2 separate regions of the Mus musculus genome follow, and region 1 is linked to region 2. A link is a contact called in ENCODE Hi-C or POLR2A ChIA-PET data. All regions are on one chromosome and are shown on one strand. The core of a region is the stretch at or near the end of the contact, and the rest is flanking DNA. Distances in the headings are between cores, read along the strand shown.

Region 1 (5,045 bases), core at 48-2,547, 45 kb before region 2:
GAAACAGCCTTGGAGTGGAGCTGGGCTGAGTCTTTGAGACAAGCTTTGTGTACTGTGGCAAGACCTTCCCTTTGGAGGAGCCCAGAAGATTGTGAGTTAATCCCAGTCTGCTTTTGCTTTGTTTAGATTGTGTTTGTGCCCTGGTTCTTCCTTCTTGGAGTAAGAAAGTGCATGATGTATTTTTGATTTTACAGGACCCCACAATTGAGAGACTTCGAACCTTTAGAGATTTTGGAATTTTATAGAGACTGTTATTTTAGAAAAGATTGATTTTTTTTTTCAAGACAGGGTTTCTCTGTATAGCCCTGGCTGTCCTGGAACTCACTTTGTAGACCAGGCTGGCCTCGAACTCCGAAATCTGCTTGCCTCTGCCTCCTGAGTGCTGAGATTAAAAGATTGTGCCACCACACCCAAGGAGACTGAATTTTTTTAAGTGTTTGAATTTGTAAAGATTGTGAGACTTTTACGTTTCCAATATGATTCACATTGTGTTATTTATTAATCTGGGATTTTGGGGATGAACAAAAAAGGAGAGGCTACTGTTAAATACTGTTGCCTTGGTGTGTCAAATTGACAAGGAGTCAATTGTTCTGGGTAGTTTTATGTCATCTTGAAACAAGCTGATGTCTTCTGAAAGGAGAGAACCTCCTTTGAGAAAAAGCCCGTGGGGGTATCTTCTTAATTAGTGATTGATGGGAGAGAGCTTAGCACCTCATAGATGGAGACAATCCTGGGCCTGTCTCTGTAGTCTCTGGTTCTTCTCAAGCCACGAGGAACAAGCCAGTAAACAGAACTCCATAGCCTCTGCATCAGCTGCTGCCTTGAGCTTTCTGCCCCGTGTGCATTCCTGCTCTTTTTAATTTGGAACTGCGGGTGAAGTAAGCCCTTTCCTCCTCAAGCTGCTTTTAATCATGGAGTTTCATCACAGCAATAGCAACCCTAAGACAACTCTCTAAGTTACTTCTGGTCATGGTGTTTTATCACTGTGCTAGAAAGAAAGCCAAAGCAATGCCTTGGAGGCCTGCGAGGCTAGCGTGGACCACACTGAGGTCTTCTCTTCTCCATCCCTACCTATCCCAGCTCCCATCCTAGTGAGGCTCAAGCTCCTTAGCACCCGCAGACAGTACAGGCAGAGTTCTGTGCTGACCACAGGGACCTTATCCCCCACACTGCTCAGCCTCGATCCTTCCCCAACCGTGACCTCCAGGCCTGCCCTCCTGTGTGTTTGACTACAGGGAAGGGATTGCTGAACCTGCTGGGCGAGTCCAGTGTGAGTCACGGGCAACACTGGTGGGCAGAAGGGCAAGCAGGCAGCCTGAGAGCTGGTGGTGGCACTGTGACCATGGCTCTGACTGTGTGTGTGAGGCACCTAACAGGGCTGCCGGGTACCCATGACCGACAAGTGAGGCTCTGCTTTCGAGGTGAGACTTGTATCGTTGGTCTGTCATTTTAGAACTGGGGAGTTCCACATTCTTCATTCCCTAGACCTCCAACCTAAGTCCTGGGCAGCTCTCTCTAACCTGTCTCCCTTCTCCCTGGCTTCTACTTCTTTCCTATCTTCGACTTTTCTCTAAGTGTGAGAGGGGAACTGGACAGTGGGACAGGGGTGGGGGAGGCAAATGGCTGTGTATATGTATAGGGGCTGACAAATGACTAGTTTCATTTTTGAGCAGGCTTTACCCAGAAAACAAGGAAAATTCACTGTGGCCGAGAAGCAGACGTGGGTGAGGTCAGTAGAGCTGGTTCTTTTCCGGGTCTATCCTGGGGCAGAAGGGCTCATTCCTGGGCTTGGAAGGTGTGGATCTCAGGTTGGACAGTTCAGACCTGGTTTGAGATGTTACTCTCAAAACTAGCGAGGTTAGTTCTTGATTGGCAATCAGTCCCATATCAGCCCTGGATTGACACCATCTCCATGTAGGAGGGATTTGTCCCAGGCAGTCCTAGAGGTAGCCTCTTGTGTGGACTGTCGGGAATAGACTCTGGATTAGGTGTGAGGGTCAGTCAGCCTGGCACCTGGCATCATGAACATCTTCCTGTTCCTAGCTGTTTCGTTGGCCCCACTATGGATCTCCACTGGCTGGGGAGAGTCTGTCTGTGCAGGTGGTCAACTGTAGCCGCGTGTTCAGCCCCAGGTGAGGAGATGGGAGAGAAGCCAGGTGATGGCTTGGTGTCCTCCCACCTGGCTCAGTCTTTTGCTCCGTGCCCTTCTTCTAGGCCCCTGGGGACCCTGGTGATTTCGCTGCAGCAGCTACAGAGTGCTGGGCATTTGGTGTTGAGGGAAGCTCTGGTGGACGAGAGACTCCGGGTGTCCCCGGTAAGTGGACAGCCTACCTTCAGCAACCCGAGATGCCTCCAGACAGAGGTTTTGGATTAACGGAGAAGAAATCCTGAGCCAGACAGGAGCGGAAACAAGCACCTGGCCCAGCTTCAGTTCTGTTTGCAGCCCCTGCCTGAGTTCTCCATGGGCCAGAAGCTCATTTCTGGGTCCCGGGGTGTGCTGTGTGTACTATTGCTCCTTGGGTTTGGGGTAGGCTCACTTCTTTTCTTATGGGAGACATTGGTGAAGCTGATAGGGTTTTCCTGGCATTTCATAGAAGGTCATATATCCTTAGAAGAGTTGGACTTGGCTTCAAATCACTGTTACTTCCCTTTGGTGTACCTGAAAGAGTTATTAGCATCTCTAAGCTGTCCTCCTCATTTACATATGGCAAATCAGTCTTACACTTGACTTTTTTTTTCATTCGATCGTTGGTTAAGTTAAAGGATGATGTTGAGCAACGAGGATTCAGTGGTAAGCAAAATGAGATAAAGATTTGCTTTGTTGAAGCCCACAAACTGCATGAGGGGGTCAAACATTAAGCAAGCATCCATCCACACAAGACAAAGTAAGTTTGCCACCATGAGTGTTACAGAAGAGCCGTTACAAGGCTGTGATAGGGGGAGGTCTGAAGACTTTCCCTGTGGAAACTATGCCTGTGCTCGGAACTGAGTAGAAGGGAGCGCGTTCAGACAGAAGAACCAAAAAACGCCGGTTTGCTGATGTTGGAAGTTGGGGTGCAGAGTAGGGCAGAAACCTAGAAGGATCTGGAACTGGGAAAGCTGTCAGGGAGCAGGATGCAAGGGTCAAGAACAGTGAAAGAACAGGATGGGTGGCATGCACGCTGAGGTTGAGCCCTGTTGTTTGTTTGTTTGTTATATGAGTGTTTGCTTTTGTATATTCCAAGCTTAGGTTTGATTGTTTTCAGTGCTGCTGAGCCTGAACTCAAGCCTTTCTGAATGCTGGCCAAGCACTCTCCCAACTGAGCTGTGCCCCCAGCCTCAAGCCTATCTCCATTTTATCTGTAGCTGAGTGTGGTAGCACATATCTTTAATCCGGGCAGAGGCAGAGGCAGGAGGCAGGAGGCAGGAGAGGCAGGAGAGGCAGGAGAGGCAGGAGAGGCAGGAGAGGCAGGAGAGGCAGGAGAGGCAGGAGAGGCAGGAGAGGGAGGAGAGGCAGGAGAGGCAGGAGAGGCAGGAGAGGCAGGAGAGGCAGGAGAGGCAGGAGAGGCAGGAGAGGCAGGAGAGGCAGGAGAGGCAGGAGAGGCAGGAGAGGCAGGAGAGGCAGGAGGCAGGAGGCAGAGGCAGAGGCAGAGGGTCAGGCAGAGGGTCAGTCAGAGAGGCAGAGAGGCAGAGAGAGAGGCAGAGGCGGGTGGATCTCTATAAGTTCAAGGCTAGCTAGAGCTACACAATAAAACCCTTTCTCAAAAAAATTTTTAAATGTTTATTATTTTATTTTTTGTTAAGAGTTATGTATTCATGTATTTTATGTATATGTGTCCAGACTCCATGTACATCTGCATGCCAGGAGAAGGAGTGGAGCCCATTACAGATGGTTGTGAGTCACCATGTGGGAGCTGGGAATTGAACCCCGGTCCTCTGGAAAAGCAGCCAGTGCTCTTAACCACTGAGCCATCTCTCCAGTCCTTTAAACATTTATTTCTTATGTGTACATGAGCCTTTGTGTAGAAGTTAGAGAACACCTTCTGGGAGTTGGTTTTTGGCCTCCATTGAGTAGGTTCTGGGCATCAAACTCAAGTTGTCTGCCTTGACAGCAAACACCCTTTAAGCTCCTAAGCCTAGTGCCGTTAGTTCTCAAGAAGGCTGTGAGCATCTACAACGTGATATTCTTTAATAATTCTATGAGAATTTAATAGGATGTATTTGATCATATTCATCCCTCACTCTTCCCATGATCCCTCTCCATCCTCACTTCCCTACCCACCCGACTGTGAGTTTTCTTTATTTTTCACCCCTTGATAAAACTCAGTTTGTGTTACCCAGCTGCTCTTGGGAGTAGGACCTGCCTTGGCGTGTAGCCAACCTACCAGGGGTCATCATTAAAGAAAGCTGCCGCAGCTTCTTCTAGCAGCAGTGCAGAAGGTTGTGAGTGCTACCATTATTGTAATCGGAGAGGAACACGCTACTGCAGACATAGACGGAGAGGCCCCTTTTTTACTGATGGTGTGCAAGATGTTGGTACTTCTTAGCCCCATGCCAGTTTGAGGGCACCAGCGGGTGCCGTATTTGGTTTCAGATCCAAGTGGAGCTTGACCTAAAGTATCAACCCCCTGAGGGAGCTGCTGGGACCTGGGCAGAGGAGGACTTTGGGACACCCATTCGAGACAGGTAATCGTCTAGTAACCTATGCAAGGCCTGGTGTCCCCAGATGAAACTCGCCCTGAAGAGAGAGCATATGCCTTCACCTTGGGTCTGCGGGGTGCTGTGATCTCAGCACTCTACAGTCGGGTCTCATCTTCTCTATTTTCCTTCCCAGCTTAGAGTTGATCATCCCCAATGTGGGCTTCCAGGACATGGAGTGAGTATGTGGGGTGATAGGGAATAAACAGGGTCACTTTGGGGGTGAAGAGCCTGTGCCATGATTTAGTACTAGAGTCTGAGATTCCAGCGATTGAATGATAAGGTCAGAAGTCAACCCTTACACCAAGACTAGGTTATGGCCGGGCGGTGGTGGTGCACGCCTTTAATCCCAGCACTTGGGAGGAGGC
Region 2 (5,284 bases), core at 1,159-3,658:
GCAGGGCAGGGGCAAAAGCACAGCATGAAGCAGACACAGTGACATCCACGGCCACAGCTCCCTCCCACATAAGTCCCTGGGCTGGGGAAAACCAGCCACATACATGATGGTCAGGTGTTAAGGCCATTACATATACTCAGTATCAGAAAACAGCAGTAAACACTAAGAGTCAGTTGGTACAGGCAAGTTCCTGTTGCCCTGTTCCATCCCCTTAGACTCTGAGACTGGGATAGTAGCCCATACCTTTAACCCTAGCACTTGCGAGACAGAGGCAAGAGGATCTGTGAGTTCTACACAGTGAGATGGGCTGAGGGTAACAGAGACAGCAACTTAGGGAAACTGCTCAAAGTGTACACTCTATACCAGGTCTTTTAGAAAGATTACTTATGGGCTGGAGATATGGCTCAGTGGTTAAGAGCACCAACTGCTCTTCCAAAGGTCCTGAGTTCAAATCCCAGCAACCACATGGTGGCTCACAACCATCTGTAATGAGGTCTGATGCCCTCTTCTGGTGTGTCTGAAGACAGCTACAGTGTGTACTTAACAATAAATAAAACCTTCAAGAACAGCCTGGTCTACAGAGTGAGTTCTAGGACAGCCAGGGCTACACAGAAAAACCCTGTCTCGAAAATACAAACAAACAAACAAACAAACAAACAAAAAAACAATAAATAAAATCTTTAAAAAAAGATTACTTATGGGTTGTGTACTGATTATATATTACTGATTCCCCCAACTCAGGATGAGGTTTCCCATGGTAAAATGTCATATTTTAGAATGCACTTAATACATCTAAGACACAGAACATTATAGCTTAACTGATACTGCCTTAAACATTCTCAGAATACTTACCCAGCCAACAGCTGGGCAAACCATCTGACATGAAGACTAGTTCCTAACAAAGCACCGAGTACCTCCAATGACTGAGTCCTCTACGCAAAGTGAAGACCTGAATGGTTGTACAGGCGTGCTTTCAAACCATCTCCAAGTCAGAGTGTTGTAAGCTGAGACCCATCTGTATTGCATCCAGCCCTGCATCATGCTCACAAACTGCAAGACAATGCTAGATCCGAACCCAGGCAACTCTACTCGAGAATTTAAGCTCTTAATCTTAGGATACTCGCACTGCAACGGGGGACAGTACTCTAGCCAATGAGGTGGACAAGCAAACTTCCTTTACCTAAGGAAGACCCATGTTCAAGCTTGAGAAACGATAACCGAGCAAAGTGTCTTGCTCTTAACCACTGGGCCCTCTCTCCAGCCCCTAAGGTATTCTACTCAATGTTCCAATACCAGAAGCATGGATTCAACTGACTCTTGATTTTTAATAGTTGTAGAACCCTAAGCAAGCCAGCTGACTTCTGTCTACGGTGTCACTGAGCCTGCAACGGCCCATGTGTGGAAGGCAGGCATGTCCAGCTGTAGGATCGGAGACCTGTCCCCCTCCCCTGGTTACCGTGCCGTTCAGCCTCTGAGCTCACGGGGACGCCATCCTTGTCTAGTCGTTTCTTGAACAGGTTGTGTTCCACATCCAGCTGCTGCTCCCCGGCCACGTCCATGGCATCGATGCTCAAGTCTGGAAACAGAGAGGCAAGCTAAGGCGCTACGACACCAGGGACCCGGAGAGCTGAGCTTTGATGGGAAAGATGTATCTTGAGGAAGAAATGGACTCGGGGAATGAGGATGGCCTGGCATTCACTCTGGGATCTAAGGCCAGAGGTGTAAATCTGGAAGCCCACCCTACGTCCAGGAGTCCAACTCCCCACTCACAATCGGGTACTCACAGGCACAAGGCATGTGCGGGAAAAGAACATCGATGTTGATCTTCAGTTTATCCCCCCGAGACTTGTCCACGTAGAGCTCAGGATGCACCTAGAGCATGTCTACCTCAGTCAGATTCGCCCCTATGCCTCTCCTCGCCTCTCCTCCCCTCTCCCACCTTTAAGGGTCCTGCCCTTAGAATGCCAGGCCCCGCCCACGCTCTAGGCCACGCCCCTCACCTCCGTAGTGAGATAATACTGCAACTCCGATAGGAAAAGCAGGAGCATGAGAAGGCCACTGACGATGGTCACTGCAGGGCGAGAGCGAGATTTGGAACGGCCTATATCCCACCCCTCAGCCCCTTAGCAGGCCACGGAGGGTCCGGGAGCCCGGGCCGAACGCGAGGACAGCTCCCTCCTTGCAACCCTGCCCGCGCCGAGACCTACCCGTGGCACCCCCGCAGGTCTTGACCCGGAAGTCCTCCAGAGTCTTAGGGTAGGCATCGAACTGCTTCAGCTTCCCCAGCGCCTCCATGGGGACCGGCCGGAAAGGGGACACCAGCCGGCCCGCCCCTCCAGCCTCCCGCTTCCGGCCTGGACCCGGGGTCACGCCCCTCGCTGTCTTGCGCAGGCGTAGCGGTGCGTAAGTGGGGCTCCACCCCCTCACCTGCCTCCTCAAAGGCAGTCTAGCTTGTGGACATTGTCACGCCTCCTCGCGCGGATTGGGCAGTGCTCCGAGAGGGGCGGGCTGGGAGCACAGAGGGCGGTGCTTGGGTGCGGAGTGACAGCACCTGTGGTAAGTGCCTCTCCTTGGACCTTTGGATCTCTTAGGACAGCGCTTCCAACTTGACCCCGCCAGAGCCACCGCAGCGTTAATTAGAATTGGTTCCAAACCGGGGTGGGCGCACTCTTTAATCCCAGCACTCAGAAGACAGAGTCAAGCGGATGTCTGTGAGTTCGAGTTCAGCCTGGGTTACAAAGAGAGTTCCAAGACAGCCAGGGATGTTACGCAAAGAAACCCTGGCTTGAAAAATTACAAAAGAAAAAAGAAAGAAAGAAATCGGTTCCAAGGAAATCATTGGTTCCCTCATTAGAAAGTCAAAAGTGGCTCCAAGGTGTTTCCAATGCGGTTAAGGCATGAGAATCTCTGCAGGGGGAAGTGGGTATTAACTGGCTTGCAAGGTGAAGGCATTTGCTGCCAATTCTGAGTTCTATACCCAGGACCCACATGGTGGAAAAAAACTGATTCTTGCAAAATGTCCTCTGACCTCCATATGAATGCCGTGGCGTGCCCTTGACTACACTCACAAAAAAGTAAATATAATCTATAAGTTATTTTTAAAAGAGAGTGGGTGTTAACTTTGCTTTTTTTTTCAAGCTTAAACTGATCAATAGTGGAACCCAGTTCTGGACTTCAGAGTACCCTGGGTTCTTAAACAGCGTCCAAGTGCTAATCCCAGTGTGGGTCAATAAATAAAATAAAGACGTTCGCTGATTCCACCCCTCCAGGACAAGGCTATGGAGTGGAGATTAAACAAACCCTTATTTGCTTTCTGTTGTAACCCATTAGCTCTAGACAGCTTAATACCGCTATAAAGACTAAAACAAAGTGCTCAATAGTTTTGTTTTAAGAAAGTGTCTTTCTGCTGCTCTGGCTGACCAGGAACACCTGGACTCCTGCCTCAGCCTCTTAGCGTCTCATGGGAGGTTTCTGTTTTGAAGATTTATTAACTATTTTTATGTGTGTCTACATGTGTTTATGTGTACCAGATGATAGTACGGGGCATTGGATCCCTGAAATCTGGACTTATGGGCAGTTCTGAGTCACCCAATGTGTGCTGGGAACTGAACCAGGGTCCCCTGAAAGAGCAGCCAGCAACCATGCTGTGCTCAGTCTCCATGCTTGAGCTTAAAGGTCTTGACGTAGAACTCTTGCTTCAGATAATAAATCCCACTTTAGGAATCTATTTTATGCTGTTGAATTCAATTTCCTGTCAACCTAAAGAGGTTTTGTTGTTGTTGTTTTGTTTGTTTGTTTGTTTTTGTTTTTTTCTCTGTAGACCAGGCTGGCTTCGAACTCAGAAATTCGCCTGCCTCTGCCTCCCAAGTGCTGGGATTAAAGGCGTGCGCCACCACGCCCGGCTCACCCAAAGAGAGTTTTTAAGATTTTATTTTGTATTTTATTTTAGATAGGGTCTCACTATGCCTGGGCTGGCCTTGAATTCTGCTTGCCTCTGCCTTGCAGAAGCTGAGATTAAAGGCATGTGCTGCCACATCTAGACCTTAAATGTTTTTGTTAGGATATGTTGATTATCCATGATAATGGGTTTATGAAATCTTCATACATATTCATAATGTATTTCTATCACACACACAAGCCCAGTTAGTTACCCTCCATAGGCCCCCTTCTCCCAGCAACCACATGGTGGCTCACAGCCATCTGTAATGGGATCTGATGCCCTCTTCTGGCATGCACCATATATATATATATATATATATATATATATATATACATATATATACACAGAACACTCATACAAAAATAAAAATATTCCAAACAAAAATTGTACCAGGTGGTTATAACTTATGCATGAGTTCATGAGATTGCTCAGAGGCAAAACACTGGAGTCAAATATGGTCATATATAGGGATCAGTTCTGTAAGGGTAAATTGTCAGGTCTCCAGAAAAAAATGGAATAAAAACTATTTGTTCTTAAGACCTTAGAACTATTAATCCTTAGAACCTGCATTTTAAAAAGATGGGTGCATGCCGGGCGTGGTGGCACACGCCTTTATTCCCAGTATTTGGGAGGCAGAGGCAGAGGCAAAGGCAAGTGGATTTCTGAGTTTGAGGCCAGCCTGGTCTACAGAGTGAGTTCCAGGACAGCCAGGGCTACACAGAGAAACCCTGTCTCAAAGAAAGAAAGAAAAAAAAAAAAAAGATGTGTGCAAGGGCTTGAGAGATGACTCAAAAGTTAAGCGTATGGCTGTCCTTTCAGAGGATCATTCCCCAGAACCCATCAGGTGGCCCCCAACCATCAGAAACTCCAGTTCTGCAAAATCTGAGCCCTCTTCTGGCCTTTATGGGTACTGCATGCACACGGTGCACATGTATACATACAGGCAGACCATACTTACCAGCTTGTGTGGGAGCTCTGTATAGGGAGCCTGGTAGCTGATGCACACCATAGCACCAGAATGACACCCCCAGCTCTCAGCAACTTCATGGGGACGGCTGTAAACAAGCTGCAGACCTTCCGGGTCAAGACAAACCTCTTCAAGCTGCAGGATCAAACTCAGGTCATCAGCTGGGGTGGCAAGGGCTTTCGCCAGCAAATCATCTCACTGACCCTTCTAACTGCTTTTAAGTTAATTATCATTTCTGGGAACTGGGAGTAGCCCTGGCTGGCCTAGAACTCCATATGTAGACCAGGCTGGTCTCAAACTCACAGGGATCTACCTGCTGCTGCCTCCTAAGTGCTGAGGGTAAAGGCTACACCACCATATCAGGCTGGAAATTGGTT

Evidence for each region. Hi-C counts contacts between places; a loop is a spot of excess contacts on that map. ChIA-PET counts read pairs that join two places held with the same protein, here RNA polymerase II (POLR2A).
Region 1: a loop to region 2 is called in a map of regulatory T cell, with 2.0 times the contacts of the local background. The contact joins the promoter of Fer1l4 here to the promoter of Ergic3 in region 2. A Hi-C loop is called at or near these places in 3 of 37 maps with a recorded cell type or tissue (Patski, left cerebral cortex and regulatory T cell). POLR2A ChIA-PET finds 5 or more read pairs at or near these places in 3 of 5 experiments (Patski and embryonic stem cell).

What each region holds. Positions count from the first base shown.
Region 1 is chr2:156,049,245-156,054,289 of GRCm38, reverse strand. It overlaps Fer1l4 (fer-1-like 4 (C. elegans)), which reads left to right and starts at 1,297. Exons shown (of 45, transcript NM_001136556.2): 1 at 1,297-1,421; 2 at 1,674-1,729; 3 at 2,044-2,132; 4 at 2,215-2,314; 5 at 4,574-4,665; 6 at 4,814-4,855. The coding sequence starts at 1,343.
Region 2 is chr2:156,005,152-156,010,435 of GRCm38, reverse strand. Ergic3 (ERGIC and golgi 3) reads right to left here and starts at 2,408. Exons shown (of 13, transcript NM_025516.5): 1 at 2,208-2,408; 2 at 2,001-2,071; 3 at 1,785-1,872; 4 at 1,457-1,576. The coding sequence starts at 2,295. It also overlaps a transcript of 6430550D23Rik not described here.